2 separate regions of the Homo sapiens genome follow, and region 2 is linked to region 1. A link is an interaction called in ENCODE POLR2A ChIA-PET data of the cell type or tissue named here. Cell type or tissue: PC-3. All regions are shown on one strand. Links, peaks and the distances in the headings refer to the core of each region. The heading gives the core; the rest is flanking DNA.

Region 1 (5,368 bases), core at 263-5,262:
TCCTCTGGTTTTTTTTTTAAGAGGTGTGAGACAAAACAACAAGCTCAGCTCCAGGACATGGTTGAGGAGCACTGCGGAGGGAGTCTCGTTCCTTCTCCTCTCTCATCTCTGACCGCTGTCTCAGCCCCACCCAGTCCCAGCCATCAATCGCCACTGACTTGCTCAGAGTCACAGGATTACGCGGCAAGGTGGGCAGGAAGAGGCAAACATACTCAGGAAATATTTTCAGAACTTGGGCTGAAACTAAAGAGGAAGAGGCAAAGCTCAGTGGACAGAGCACTGGACCAGGAGTACAGAGACCCAGACACAGGTTCTGGCTCAGCCACAGACTTAAATTGGGCCCTGGGATGAGTCACTTCCCTAAGGGGCCCATATTCCCTCATCTGTAAAGACAGAGTGAGAAGACAGAAGGTTCTAAGCCAGCTCTGATATTCCAAGAGTCAGAAAAGAAACCATTGCTTCCAGCTTTCTGATGATCTGAGGCTTTGTGTCCCATCCGAGTAAGAAAAACACAGGTAGAGGCTGGGCGCGGTGGCTCACACCTGTAATCCCAGCACTTTGGGAGGCCGAGGCAGGTGAATCACAAGGTCAGGGGTTTGAGACCAGCCTGGTCAACATGGTGAAACCCCGTCTCTACTAAAAATACAAAAAATTAGCTGAACGTAGTGGCAGGTGCCTGTAATCCCAGCCACTTGGGAGGCTGAGGCAGGATAATCGCTTGAACCCGGGAGATGGAGGTTGCAGTGAGCCAAGATCTTGCCACTGCATTCCAGCCTGGGTGACAGAGTGAGACTCCGTCTCAGAAAAAAAAAAAAGAAAAGAAAAACACAGGTAGAAGGACCATGGTGATATCCAAAAGAAAAAATGCACATATATATATATATATATATATATTTTTTTTTTTTTTTTTTTTTTTTTGAGACAGAGTTTAGTTCTTGTCACCCAGGCTGGAGTGCAGTGGTGCAATCTCGGCTCACTGCAACCTCCACCTCCCAGGTTTAAGCAATTCTCCTGCCTCAGCCTCCCGAGTAGCTGCGATTACAGGCGTGTGCCACCACGCCTTGTTAATTTTTTTATATTAGTAGAGACGGGGTTTTCACCATGTTGGCTAGGCTGGTCTCAAACTCCTGACCTCACTAGCCTCGGCCTCCCAAAGTGCTGGGATTACAGGCGTGAGCCACTGTGCCACCTATATTTACAGATTGTGTAACTGAACTAGATATAAAGTGGATATCAGTAAATATATTTACTCCAATAAAAAAGAAAAACACAGGTACCAATATCAAATTCCATGTCTACCTGTGAGTGTGGTTATCTGCCTGTTTCATTCATTCAGTAAATGCATTCAGGCAAGGCCCGGTGGCTTACACCTGTAATCCCAGCACTTTGGGAAGCCGAGGCAGGAGGCTAGCTTGAGCCCAGGAGTTCGAGACCAGTCTGGGCAACATGGTGAGACCCTGCATCTACAAAAAATAAATTAGCCAGGCATGGTGGTGCCCGCCTGTAGTCCCAGCTACTTGGGAGGCTGAGGCAAAAGGATGGCTTGAGCCCAGGAGGTCGAGGCTGCAGTGAGCCATGATTGCACCACTGCGCTCCAGCCTTAGTGACAGTGAGACCTTGTCTCAAAAAATAAATATACACACATTCACCCATTCAAATATTTATTGAGTACCTATATATGCCAGGCACTGTGCTAGGCACCAAGGATGCAGCCATGAACAAGACAAACGAAGGGCCCTCCCCTCATAGAGCTTACATTCTAGTGGTGGGGGGAGGTGTGCAGACAATACACAAGGCAACAAACAAGTAGATAAGTGTTTCAGGAAAATAAACACAGTGCTAGAAAAATTGGTAAGGGCCCGTGGCTCATGCCTGTAATCCCAGCACTTTGGGAGGCCGAGGTGAGCTGATCAGTTGAGGCCAGGAGTTTAAGACCGGCCTGGCCAACATGGTGAAACCCCGTCTCTACCAAACATACAAAAATTAGCCTAGCGTGGAGGCGCGTGCCTGTAATCCCAGCTACTCGGAAAGTGAGACAGGAGAATCACTTGCACCTAGGAAGCAGCTGCTGGAGTGAGCCAAGATCACAGCACCATTGCACCCCAGCCTGGATGACAGAACGAGACTCAAAAAAAAAAAGTCTCAAAAAAAAAGAAAGGACTGGTTGGAGGGGGAGGGGGTGGGGGTGGCACCAGTTTAGATATTTTGATCAGAGAAGGTGATATTTCAACTGACACCTGAACAGATCAGCTCTATTAGTATACGACAGGCTATGCTGCAGTAACAAATTAATCCCTGCATCTCAAAGATTTAACACAAGGATTTCTTTCTCTTTTAAGATCTCCAGCAGGTAGAAAGGATTTGTTTCTTGACCATGCAAAGTCTGAGTCAGACTGCCAGGTCTCCTAGGCTGCTGCCCTCCATACGGTGACTCAGCAATTCAGCCTGCGTCTATCTCAACACAAGGCTTCCAGAATCTCCACCGTGGCACAGAATGAGAGCTGGGGAGTCCTGCAAGGGCTCTTCATGGCCTCAGCCTGGAAGTGATTCTCCTCACTCACACTCAGAGCACATTGGCCAGAATGAGTCCCAGGCCCTCATCTAACTGCAAGGGGGCTGGGAAAAGCAGTTTTCTTGGGTAACTGGGAAGGAAAGGCGAGTACACATGGATGAGCGCTAGAAGTCTCTACCATAGCAGCTGGACAAACAACGGTGGAGGAGCATTCCAGGCAGAAGGAACGGAAAAGGTGAAGACTAAACACATGAGGCCAGGCGCGGTGGCCCACGCCTTAATCCCAGCACTTTGGGAGGCCAAGGCGAGCAGATCACCTGAAGTCAGGGTGAGACCAGCCTGGCCAGCATGGCGAAACCCTGTCTCTACTAAAAATACAAAAATTGGCTGGGCATGCTGGTGTGTGCACCTGTAATCCCAGCCACTTGGGGGACTGACAGAGGAGAATCGCTTGAACCCGGGAGGCGGAGGTTGCAGTGAGCCAAGATCACACCATTGCACTCTAGCCAGGGCAAGAAGAACGAAACTCCGGCAAAAAAAAAAAAAAAAAAAAAAGAAGAAGAAAAGAAAGGAGAGAGAGAGAAAAAAAAGAAAATGAATAAATTTAGCATGTTCATAGAACTGGCTGAGAGAGAGGGCAAGTGGGAGAGGCAGGAGATGGGGCCAGAAAGAAAAGCAGGAGGTGCTCAGATTGTATTCTAATCACAGTGGATGAGAGTTCCATCCGGGGCATCAGTCAGAGCTGGATTCCAATCCCAGCTTTGCCCCTGTAGGATCGAGGGAGCAGCCTGACTTTTCTGAGACTCAGTCTCCTCAAAGGAAGCTGGGACCAGTTACAACCTGTGAAGGTCTTCCTGCTCCGTGCCCAATGCACAACACGCAGAACTAGTGGCAACTATGAACGTTATAGGAACTTCCTTCCTCTCCCGGGTCAGGGACGGGAGGGGAGGGTGCCTGAGGGAGGGAGGGGGCGGGGAGTACGCCAGTATAAACACACCCTGAGTCAGCCGCCCCAACCAGTTTTCCTAGTTGTGCGGGGCCAGCTGGGGCTCCAGACCAATCCAGGATCTGCCCCTCTTCCCCCAGAGACTATGCCCCACAAACACACCCATCCAAGGGACCCTCAGCAAAGACGGAACATGGGAGAGCATCCCAAGCTATGTGAGGGTTCCTTGTGGAGCACTCCTCATTGTAAGTTGTTAAATATCAGATGAGTGACTGTGAGACTGTGGACCACCAGGCACAAGGCCAAGCACCGGAGGGATTCCCAGGGCCATCTCTACCCAGGACCACCCCTACCCAGGGTGCCCGTCCAAAGCCCAGGCTGGCAGTTCCAAGCTCAGCCTCCAAAGCCACATAGAGCTCAAGACAAACCATGCTCTGCTGCTTTTTTTTTTCTTTTTTTTTTTTTTGAGACACAGTTTTGCTCTTGTTGCCCAGGATCTCAGCTCACCGAAACCTCCGCCTCCCAGGTTCAAGCAATTCTACTGCCTGAGCCTCCTGAGTCCCGAGTAGCTGGGATTACAGGCATGCGCCACCACACCCGGCTAATTTTGTATTTTTAGTAGAGACGGGGTTTCTGCATGTTGGTCAGGCTGGTCTCAAACTCCCGACCTCAGGTGATCCACCCGCCTCGGCGTCCCAAACTGCTGGGATTACAGGGGTAAGCCACCACGCCTGGCCAGCTCTGCTGCTTTCTAGGTGACAATAAGCTCTTTCCTTCACCTCCCTGAGCCTCCAGTCCCTTGTCTGCAAAATGAAGACATGCATGGGGGCACCTGCCTGTGCAGTAAGGCTGCTACAGCTCAGAGTCTGACATACAGTGAGTGCCCAGTAAATGAGAGCTGCAATATTGGCACTGGTCAGCTCTGCCCAGATAACTTTTCATTGCAAAATGCATGACAGTTTTCCTACTGACTCTCCTGTTGAACAAAATTATGACTTAACAGGCCAGGCGTAGTGGCTCACACCTGTAATCCCAGCACTTTGGGAGGCCGAGGCTGGAGGATCCCTTGAGTCCAGAAGTCTAAGACCAGCTTGCGCAACATAGTGAAACTCCGTCTCAACAAAAAATACAAAAATTACACTTTGGGAGGCCGAGGCGGGCGGATCACAAGGTCAGGGGTTTGAGACCAGACTGGCCAATATAGCGAAACCCCGTGTCTACTAAAAATACAAAAAATGAGATGGGCATGGTGGCAGGCACCCGTAATCCCAGCTACTTGGGAGGCTGATGCAGGAGAATCGCTTGAACATGGGAGGCAGAGGTTGCAGTGAGCTGAGATCATGCCACTGCACTCCAACCCAGGCGACAGTGCAAGACTCCATCTCAAAAAAAAAAAAAATTAGCCAGGCATGTTGGTGCACACCTATAGTCCCAGCTACTAGGGAGGTTGAGGTTGGAGGATCACTTGAGCCTGGTAGATCTAGGCTACAGTGAGCTGTGATTGTGCCTCTGCACTCCAGCCTGGGAGACAGAGCAAAACCCTGTCTCAAAAGAAAAAAAAGTAACATGCATCTTTTCCAGCGGGACCCAATCAAGATCTTTTTACTCTGGAGTTGGGGGAAGAGACAGGAGGAAGTGCCTTAGAAACTTTGTTGGATTTTTTTGTCTTTCCATAGATTAGGACTCATATTTTTTAAAAGATTAGTCCCCAGGAAGGTGTCTGATTATCTTCAGGACCTGGCTGTGCCTGACAGTCAACATTCACTCAGGATAGATGCTTGATGATTGAATGAATGAATGAAGTGATGGATGAATGAATGAATGAATGAATGGACTCCATTCTAGGGAGTGGCTTAAAGAGGAAACAGTAAGATATTGCTCTGCCTATCCTCCTCCAATCAGACCCTTCC
Region 2 (5,299 bases), core at 1-5,000, 95 kb after region 1:
AAACCTCTGAGAGATGGCCAGGCATGGTGTCTCCCACCTGTAAGCCCAGCACTTTGGGAGGCCGAGGTGGGCGGATCATGAGGTCAGGAGTTCAAAACCAGCCTGACCAATATGGTAAAACCCTGCCTCTACTAAAAATACAAAAATCGCCAGGCACGTTGGCTCACGCCTGTAATCCCAGCACTTTGGGAGGCCAAGGCGGGTGGATCACCTGAGGTCGGGAGTTCAAGACCAGCCTGACCAACATGGAGAAACACCGTCTCTACTAAAAATACAAAATTAGCCAGGGTGGTGGCGCATGCCTGTAATCCCAGCTACTCGGGAGGCTGAGGCAGGAGAATCGCTTGAACCCGGGAGGCGGAGGTTGCGGTGAGCCCAGATGGCGCTGTTGCACTCCAGCCTGGGCAACAAGAGCAAAACTCTGTCTCAAAAAAAAAAAAATAAATACAAAAATTAGCCAGGCTTGGTGGTGGGCACCTGTAGTCCCAGCTACTCGGGAGGCTGAGGCAGGAGAATCGCTTGAACCCAGGAGGCAGAGGTTGCAGTGAGCCAACATCACACCACTGCACTCCAGCCTGGGTGACAGTGCAACACTCCTCAAAAAAAAAAGAAAGAAAAAGAGGAAAAGGTCATTTGCAGAATACTGTGCAGCAACAAGGAAATAAAATACTGAAACGTACCACAGATGGATAAACCTCCAAAACATGCTTCCACCTGAAGAAGCCCACCACAAAGGCCGCCTATTGGATGATTCCATTTACAGCAAATGCCCAGAAAAGGCAAGTCTACACAGAGAGTAGCTTGATGCTGGCCTGGGACTGGGGGATTTACTATAAGTGGGCATCATAGGGTGATGGAAATGTTCTCAAACCATACTGAGGTAATTGGTACACACCTCTGTAAATTTATTTAAAACAGCATTAAAGCACGTGAATCTATGATGTATGAATTATACCTTATTAAAACTGTTTAAAACAAACCAAAACAATTTGGGCACAATGGCTCATGCCTCCTACTTTGGGAGGCCAAGGAGGGGGAATTGCTTAAGCTCAGAAGTTCAAGGCCAGCCCGGGCAACACAGGAAGACCCCATCTCTACAAAAAATACAAAACTTAGCCAGGAGTGGCGGTGAGCTACTTGGGAGGCTGAGGCGGGAGGATTGCTTAGTCTTGTGAGGTCAAGGCTGCAGTGAGCTGAGATCACACACCACTGTACTCCAGCCTGGGTGACAGAATGAGACCTTGTCTCCAAAAAAAAAAGACCAAAACAAACATTTGCCAGCATTGGAGGTGGCTACTGTATCAGCTCATGTCTCTAAAATCTCTAAGATTCAAGCATTTATCCTTCTTTGAGATGGAGTTCATCCCCAGTTGATTGGGAAAAGCTCTTATTTTCAGCAAAGACATTAGAAAATTATTTTTGTTTGTTTGTTTGTTTGTTTTGAGACATAGTCTTGCTCTGTCGCCCAAGCTGGAGTGCAGTGGTGTGATCTCGGCTCACTGCAACCTCCGCCTCCCGGGTTCAGATGATTTTCCTGCCTCAGCCTCCCAAGTAGCTGGGCTTACAAGCATGCACCACCATGCCTGGCTAATTTTTGTATTTTTTTAGTAGAGATGGGGTTTCACCATGTTGGCCAGGCTGATCTCAAACTCCTGACCTCAGGTGATCCACCCACCTCGGCCTCCCAAACTGCTGGGATTACAAGCATGAGCCACCGTGCCTGGCCCCGAGAATTTTTTTTTTTTTTAGGTGTGATCATGGTATTGTGGTTATTCTGGAGAATGACCTTGTTTTTTTGTTTTTTAAGTTCAGGGGTGCATGTGCAGGATGTGCAGGTTTGTTACATAGGTAAATATGTGCCACAGTGGTTTGCTGCACACATCATCCTGTCGCCTAGGTTTTTTTTTCTCTTTTTTTTTTCGAGATGGAGTTTCGCTCTGTCACTCAGGATGGAGTGAAGTGGTGTGATCTCAGCTCACTGCAACCTCTGCCCACCGGGTTCAAGCACTTCTCGTCCCTCAGCCTCCCAAGCAGCTGAGACTACAGGCACCCGCCACCATGCCTGGCCAAGTTTTTGTATTTTTAGTAGAGACGGGTTTCACCATGTTGGCCAGGCTGGTTGCAAACTCCTGGCCTCAAGTGATCCACCTGCCTCGGCCTCCCAAAGTGCTGGGATTACAGGCGTGAGCCACTGTGTCCAGCAGTCCTATCATCTAGGTATTAAGCCCAGCATCCACTAGCTGTTCTTCCTGATGCTCTCCCTTCTCCCACACCCTGCCCTCCGACAGGCCCCAGTGTGTGTTGTTCCCTGCAGTGTGTCCATGTGTTCTCATCATTCAACTCCCACTTACAAGAATGTGACTACCTTGTTTTTAAGCTCTGCTTAAAGGTTTAAGAGTAAAGTACATGTCTGAAACTTAGGCTAAAGTATTTTGGAAATACATGAAATAAACATGGCAAAATGTTGCCGGGAGCGGTGGCTCACGCCTGTAATCCCAGCACTTTGGGAGGCTGAGGCGGGCGGATCACGAGGTCAGGAGATCGAGACCATCCTGGCTAACACGGTAAAACCTCGTCTCTACTAAAAATACAAAAAAATTAGCTGGGCATGGTGGCATGTGCCTGTAATCCCAGCTACTCGGGAGGCTGAGGCAGGAGAATGGCGTGAACCTGGGAGGCAGAGCTTGCAGTGAGCTGAGATCGTGCCACTGCACTCCAGCCTGAGTGACAGATCGAGACTCTGTCTCAAGAAAAAAAAAAAAAAGTCAAAATGTTAATTACATGACCAGAAGTGTTGGTTTTATATAGTTTTTTCAATTTTTCCATACATTTGAAATTTTTTTTTAAAGTTTCTTTTTTAAAAACCTGTAAAATAAAACTTGTGATTTCCAGCTGCCCATGAAAACTTGTAACGATCCGGCAGGCTTGGACCTGTTCCCAGTGTTCCAGCCCCTCCCCCTGGCTCTCACAGCTTGGGGGGTAACAACCTTTAAGCCTGTGAGTCTGCATCTTGGCCCGGTCCAGTGCCTGCATTTTACAGATGTGGAAACTGAGGGCCAGTGAGAATCGACTTCCCTAAGATGGTGCCTGAGCAGGGTCCACAGCCAGGCTGCCCACCTTGCATCCATGGCCTTGAGCGTGGCACTGGCCGCTCCCCACCCTTCCCCGCGGACCACCGGGGCCCTCCCTGCCTAGGGATGGCTGGATCCTGTCAGGCAGTCAAGTTGCCCCAAGTAGGATCACAGCCCCCACCAGGCTTCTCCTGACCTTTGTCCTCCTGGAACCTTCACCCACGGCACCCCAAAAAGCAGGTGCCCTGCTCTGCCCCAAGAAGCAAACAGCCATGCACATAACCAACAACATGGCAAAGTGGAAGGAAATCGTCTCAATTGTTTATTCGACTCACAGTCAGTGCACACACTCTACCATCCAAAAGTCGAAGCTGTGACAATCGACTGCTACAGGCAGTGCATGGATGTGTAAACAAACACAAATGAAAATGCAAATCAGAGTGGGCGGGGCCAAGGCCCACTGTTACATTCACAGCACAGGGTAAGTGCAAAAGAACAGGATGTCAGGATGGGGGGCGGGGAGCACAGGGTCCTTCCTGCCCTGGAGGCTGCCTCCAGGCATCAGCCTGGGAGGTGGGTTAGTGCCCATGGAACCCTCCTGCCCAGGAAGCTGCCTCCGGGCATCAGCCTGGGAGGCGGGTTAGTGCCCATGGATCCGGTGTCTGGGAAGGGGCCCACAGAAGATGGGCCACACCCAGCATCATCTCCTCTCTGTGGTGCGCCCTCCCATCCCCAGACCCCTTTCCCATTCAGGGGAGAGGGGCCCTGGTCACAGGAGCCAGTCCTCTGACCTCCTGAGTGTGGAAACCCAGGAGGGGAGTGTGTTTCTCCTGCAGGCCTCTCAACCTGGAAAGGGCAGAGCCACAGCAGAACGCGTTGGGGCCACAGACACTCGCTCAGGTGAAGACACTGAGAAGACACTGCCGGGCTGACAGGACCCCGCGGCGGGGGGACGTCGCTGCTAACAGGACTCTCTGCAGGCCCAGGGGAGGCTCTGCCCCCATGAGGCCCCAGGAGCGTTTGTGCGTTGAACTGAAGGCAAAGTGCTGGGCAGTTTCTTGTCCTAATGAAGGTGGGGAAGCTGGTCCGGCCACATACATCCTCTGACCTCCCCCAAGTGGTCCCCGGGCCCACAGGTGACAGGGGCCTGAGCGATCCCTGGTCTGAGCCCCCAGCTCAGAGCCTAGCACCACCCAGGGAGGTCTGGGCTCATGGAAGGGGGATGGGCGGGGGCAGGAGGGCCCAGCCCCACCTCCGCCCGTCTTTGGTGGTGACAGAGGTGGGAGGAGAAAAGACGATCTTTGGTAGGGCGAGGGAATGTCAAAGGACACTGTCAAGGGCCCAGTTCCTGCTCAGAAGAGAGCACAGGAGTGGGAGGCCCACCTCTGCCCCATCTCTGGATGGCCCAGGCCTGCTGCCCACTAAGGTGGCCCCACTCTCCTTCTCTGGAGTTGCAAACTCTCTGAGAAGGCGGTTGAGGTGGGGAGGGCATCAGGACAGGCCAGCTGGATGCTGAGACCATATAGCCACAGGTGGCTTCTAGCTCAGGACACTGTGACCTTCACCACAGGGCTCTAGGCCCCATCCTTCACCTCCACCCTCCCAGCACCCTTGTCAGCAGCCCTGGAGCGATGGGAGGTTTTGGGGTCCCCCACCTGGGGCATCCTGGCTCTGCCTGTCCCAATTCTCCACAACAACCCCCTCTCTCACAGCCTTTCTCTCCCACAGGCCCCACTGGTCCTGGCCTCTGCTTCCCCCAGGAACCGTTCTTCTCCATGGAAATGTCCCCTCTGGGCCTTGGGGACTCCCAGATGATGGGGGTGGGGCAAAGTCAGGGGCAACGGCCCTCAGCCACCACAGCTGTCAGATACCAACCCAGGGAAGGGAGGAGGAGCCTTCTCTCTGCCACCCCCCAGCCCGTGCCGCCTCTACTGCAGCTCCCCCAGGGGCCCATTCTCTCGGGGCAGCGCCCCATTCACGCCTGCGCTGCTGGCCGCGGGCACCCCCAGGTACCCCAGCAATATCTCGCTGCGGCGCCGGGACAGCTGCAGGATGTCGTCTGCCAGCGCGGGCAGTGACGTGTAGCGCACATTGTCCAGGTCGAACATGTCCCTCAGGTACTGCACAATCTGGTGCTGGGGGAGCAGGGCTGGTGTCAGGCCTGGCCCAGCCACTGCCCACCATGATGCCCCCCAGGTTACCTGAAGTCCCCTTGTCCACCACCAGAG

The links. ChIA-PET counts read pairs that join two places held together with the same protein. Peaks named below come from ENCODE experiments on the same cell type or tissue, not always from the same donor. Only the 100,000 strongest peaks of a DNase experiment are listed, where the experiment ranks them.
Region 2: POLR2A ChIA-PET joins it to region 1 with 28 read pairs; 9 of 35 experiments call an interaction of 5 or more read pairs at or near these places.

Annotation. Positions count from the first base shown.
Region 1 is chr9:129,165,301-129,170,668 of GRCh38, reverse strand. No RefSeq gene overlaps it. Among named protein-coding and RNA genes, the nearest start is that of IER5L, 10 kb to the left of the region's middle. RefSeq lists an enhancer at 2,383-3,372. In PC-3, for the core only: no CTCF peak of the experiment used is centred there; DNase peaks (open chromatin) are centred at 2,438 and 3,478; H3K4me3 peaks cover 667 bases; H3K27ac peaks cover 2,816 bases.
Region 2 is chr9:129,070,154-129,075,452 of GRCh38, reverse strand. It overlaps MIGA2 (mitoguardin 2), which reads right to left. Exons shown (of 16, transcript NM_001329990.2): 16 at 3,371-5,206. The coding sequence ends at 5,000. Among named protein-coding and RNA genes, the nearest start is that of DOLPP1, 8.3 kb to the left of the region's middle. RefSeq lists enhancers at 2,710-3,659, 3,660-4,609. In PC-3, for the core only: no CTCF peak of the experiment used is centred there; no DNase peak of the experiment used is centred there.